Linked DNA regions of Homo sapiens: region 2 is linked to region 1. A link is a loop called in an ENCODE intact Hi-C map of the cell type or tissue named here. Cell type or tissue: PC-9. All regions are shown on one strand.

Region 1 (2,500 bases):
TTCCCCAAGCTTGTGGGTTGAATGTACTTACGCTGGTTGGTTTAGGGAGTTGTTGCAAGTTTCTCTCTTCAGTCACGTCTTTAAGGGGCCTGCAGGGAATAATTTTTCCCCCGTTTCCTCTCTTTGTTATAAATCTTATATAAAATGAGGAGTTTACTTGACACTGTACATGTTGTGGAAACAAAGATGGATGAATGGGGGCTGAGGCCAGTGGAGAAAAGAATTAAGCAAGAGTTGATGTTTACCAGTATTTGCATAGCAGATTAAAGATGCCTGAAAATTATTTGACCTTCCTCCCATAGAGAAATGAGATTGATTTTTCCTTCCCTTGAATTTGGGTGGACTTTGTATTTGCTTTGGTATAATACAGTGGAAGGGAAACATGCTTATTTCCAGGCCCAGGCTTTAATATATCGGCAATTGCTACTTTCAGTTTCTTGGGACTCTCACTCTAGGAGCCCTGATCTTCCATGTGAGAAGCAAAACATGGTGACCACATAAAGAGCGCCTGTGGCTATGTGGAGGGGAAAAGGGCCCACTGAGTCTGGTCGTCCAGCTCTCCTTGCAAGCTGCCCGGCTTACGCATTCCCTTCCTCTGCTCACCCCGCAACCCGCACTAGCCCAGCCGCCACCTGAATACCATTGAGTGACTGCAATTGATGTTACAGTCTTTTGCGAAGATAAGAATCTCTCAGATGAGTCTTTTCTGAATTCTTAACCTCTATTAAGCCACTGAAGTTTGGTGCAGTTTGTTAACAGTGATAGATAAGCAGAAATGTTTGTACCTAGTCATCAATTAACAATTACTTTAACTTATTCCACATCTACTGAGGAAATCACTGAAGCTAGTTGGATATATCATATCTTCCTTCATTTTGATGATGGTGTCACCAGAATATATATGTTAACTAGAAGGGAAGATATGGATTATTTGTGTGTGCATATATTTTTTAATCTTTCTAACTGATGGCAATCATAATATTTATTTAACACATTATATTTTTTCACACCACATTTACAACTATTATTTCTAAATCTTTCTACCATCAGTCTAGTAAGGTCATTTGTCAAGTCTGAATTATGCCATCTTGCAGATGCTGAAACTGAGGCATAGAGGTTAGGTTAACTCCCTAGGATCACATAGCTAAGGTTTTCACAGCACACTGGGTAAAAAAAATGTTATTCAGAAATTAAATTAATGTTAAGATGGTTATCTGTTTAATGCTTGTCACATCAACTAAACTTTAAGCTCCAGGAGGTCAGAGAACTTGTCTGTCTTCTTTAACACTTGAAGCGTAGAGCCTAGCCCAGTGCAGCCCGAGAAAACACTCACTTGGTATTAGTTGAATGAATAAATACATAAAGAATGCTGGGGCTCTGACTAAAACCTAGGTTTCCTCATTCAGAGGTTGAGTTTCTTTTAGTCACACTCCTGAGTTATGAGACAGGGTATGAGTCACTTGGGAATTTCAGTTAGAAGGCACAGGCACCAATCATGCCCTCCCCTTCCCCTGTTCCCTTTCCATCAAAGCATATCTTTGTGTGAGAAATAATGTTTTTGAAAAATCTTCCTAGTCATTCTGATATACCTCCTGTTGAGAACTAAAACACAATACTACCATTCTTTCTCTTAATCACATGTTATTCTATGTAAAAGAAGTGCTATGAGAAAATGCAATCATGTATGCTTACAAATTCTGAGAACATTAAAGTTAAAAGAAGGAAAAATAAGAGACAAAACAATGCCAGAAAAATGCACTAAAATGCAATTAACAATAATTTTTTTGTATGTGCTTAGTGAGTGTTTATCATATTGATTTTCAATTTTCAGTATTTTGATCATTTTTTTGGAGACAGTAGTTTTATAATTAAAAAGAAAATACCCCCAAAGCCCAGTACTCTGCCTTAATGATTAAATGAATGGAAGATGGAAAGCAAAGGGAGAATCTGAGTTAACCAGTCATCAATGACATGGGAAGACAATTCACTAGGAGGTATTCAGCACCTCTGAGCTAGTGGGGACTGTATCTCCAGTAAGGGTAGGTATGTAAGTTGCTTTCACTGATGCTTTTCTAAATGCTTCTGAACTCTGAAAGGCCCTTGAACTAAATGTCAGTTCCTATGAATTAATGTTGGTCTTCAGTACCTACCAGCAGGTCAGCACACTGGCAGAGAAAAAATAAAAAACAAAACAACAAAACAACAACAACAACAACAAAACAAACAAAATACTGCTTCTCAGGATTCCCAGCACAGTGAGAACAACTGGCCAATACATTTAGGAAAAAAATGCTACAAACCTTGTATTGTTCGCTACCCCAAATTCATAGATAGGCTCTTGGATGTGAGTGTCTGAAATGCTGTGTCCCATAGTTAACGGTTCATCAGTCAGGATTAGGGTAAAGGAATATTGATACTTTAAGGTAATTAGAATAACGTTTCTCTTTTGTTTCGGACAAACATAAGCTTTTTCTTTCTGTAGTCAGAACTGTCCTCTCAA
Region 2 (2,500 bases), 190 kb before region 1:
CACAATCATGGCAGAAGGCAAAAAAGGAGAAAGGCAGGTCTTATGTGGCGGCAGGCAAGAGAGGACATGTGAAAGGGAACTCCCTTTTATAAAGCCATCAGATCTTATGAGACCCATTCACTGTCATGAGAACAGTACGGAAAAGACCTGCCCCAGAATTCAACTACCTCCCACTGTGTCCCTCTCATGACAGGTGGGAACCATGGGAGCCACAACCTGAGATTTGAATGGGGACACAGCCAAACCACATCACCCATGAAATCATCACTGTCACTTATTACTCATCATTATTATTATTGCAGTAAGAACACAATGTATGATCTACCTTCTTAGTAAGTTTTTAAGTATACAATAGTGTTACCTATAGGCACTATGCTATGCAATAGATTCTAGGACTTATTCATCGTGTATAACTGGAACTGTGTACTCTTTGACTAATATCTCCCCATTCTCTCTTAGCCCCTGAAAACTGCAGTTCCACTCTCTGCTCCTATGGGTTTGACTATTTTAGACTCAGCATATAAGTCATGTCGCGTAGTGTTTGTCCTTCCGTGTCTGGCTTATTCCATTTAGCGTGTTCTCCAGGCCATTCACGTTGTAGCATGTGACAGGATTTTCTTTTTTTAAGACTTTATAATATTTCATTTTTTGTACATACCGCATTATCTTTATCCATTTGTCTGTCGATGAACATATAACACGTTGCTTCCACATGTTGGCCATTGTGAATCATGCTGCAGTGAGTACAGGGATGGAGATGTATGAGTCTGGATCTTAAAGTGTGCCTGCTTGTGTCTAGTGATCATGTTTCCACCAGTCTCATCAGGTGTTGCCATGTCACCTGAAGCCAGACAACCCTACTGGAGCTGTGGTTGGCTGAGCCGCAGTTCTCTATAGCACTCAAAGGAAGGGCATTCTTTATATATAAATTGCTTCTATGTTTCACAATTTAGGCTTGGAAAAAATAGATAAAATCTGCTTTTTTGTGTTCTTCATCATTGTCTGAATACTTCTTTTTCACTAAACGTAATCCTTAAAAACCACCTGAAAATGATGTGAGAAAGATGTTCCTCTCACCCCTATGTGAGCAAGGCTGTAGTGACAAGATTTGGCCACTAGATGGTGGGTATATGTCAGTACTGTGCAGTAATAACAGTGTTTCTCTTTGACAAAGGAGTCAAAGAATAAGTTAATGTATTAAAGAAACACAAAATACATGTGCATTTAAAATTCTGTTTGGTTGAAATAATTGGCAAGAGAAAAAAGAAAAGATAAAAAAGCACCATTTTCTGCAGTCCACGTTTTGTTTTTACATTTTTCCTTGAGAGGATTTTTGGCTTCTTTTTAAAATGGTCTTATGACATGAAATACTCATATATGTAAGACAGAAACCCCACAGATCATGGCTATAGCTGTGGAGCAGATTCCTCTTACTCCTCATTTCATCCGCTGAACTGAGACCTGTTTTCCAGCAGAAAGTGTCTTTTGCCATCTTTGTGCCTCCAGGAACTTGCATAAGTCTTGCAATGTCTTAGGTGTTCAATAATTCTTATTTTAAAAAATGAGCAAATGAACAAAATCTGTTTCCTTCTGCATTTTTTTTCCAGTAAGAGGGAAAGGTCTTCCCCTGTTTTTCTCTCTTCCACTTGCACTCATGAACATTTTCACATGAGGAAGGAAGGAAAAAGTATATCCTATTTTCCAGACACTATTTTTCAGACACCATAAAGCACACCATCTTAGAAACAGGAAGCCTTAAGGACTAAGGAAGAGGTGGGAACATGGACCACAGTTGGAATTGCCAAAGCCCAGGATCCTGTAGGGTCCTCCCAGTGTGCACTCTCAGACTCTCTCCCTTTTGCATGAACTATGGTGGCACTGGTGGGGAATTACCTTCATTAATTGATTGTCTGGGAGATTACCTATAGTCAGGGAACCTGACTCTATTACACACCTTTCTCTTTCCAGTGATTGACACTTTGCCGGGCATAGAGTAGGTATCTGAAATAATAGACTCCCCATTGTTTACTTTCTTATTGACAGACTGAAATCTTGAGTTAATGTAATACCTAGAACTGTCCATAAAGTTTTGGGTAAATAATGCAAATATGAGCGATTGTGACTGTATTGAGGTATCTGTGATGACTGAGAATTGCTCAGATCTCAAGTTTTCTTCATGAGATAATTTGAATGTTCAGTGCATTATACTTCATGCCTTTACCTGAAATGTATCACTCAGTGTGAATGCTCACTGTATTTCTTTATTGATTAAAATGAAAGAAACAGAAAAGTAAAAGATTAGAATTTCGTTCTCTTTTTTATGGCCAGAAAATAAAAGGCAATTACTTCCCCCTCTAGTCATATGGTTACATTTATTTGGTAAGTGGTATTATAATAGAAGTGCATGGATTTCACTTATACTTAAATTTTATTAAAATGATCTTCAAACTTTTTAGTGCTACTAGACATGCTTTGGGGGTCTCAAGTATTGCTTTAAACA

What was found. Hi-C counts contacts between places; a loop is a spot of excess contacts. Peaks named below come from ENCODE experiments on the same cell type or tissue, not always from the same donor. Only the 100,000 strongest peaks of a DNase experiment are listed, where the experiment ranks them.
Region 2: it touches region 1 in a loop (1.9-fold over the local background); 3 of 110 quality-filtered maps call a loop at or near these places.

What each region holds. Positions count from the first base shown.
Region 1 is chr3:109,925,950-109,928,449 of GRCh38, forward strand. No RefSeq gene overlaps it. Among named protein-coding and RNA genes, the nearest start is that of MIR4445, 320 kb to the left of the region's middle. RefSeq lists an enhancer at 586-1,785. In PC-9, no CTCF peak of the experiment used is centred here; a DNase peak (open chromatin) is centred at 1,412; H3K27ac peaks cover 2,500 bases.
Region 2 is chr3:109,730,967-109,733,466 of GRCh38, forward strand. All of the region lies in intron 2 of LOC124906267 (a long non-coding RNA gene), which reads left to right. Among named protein-coding and RNA genes, the nearest start is that of MIR4445, 130 kb to the left of the region's middle. In PC-9, CTCF peaks have their summits at 1,103 (motif pointing right) and 1,310; no DNase peak of the experiment used is centred here.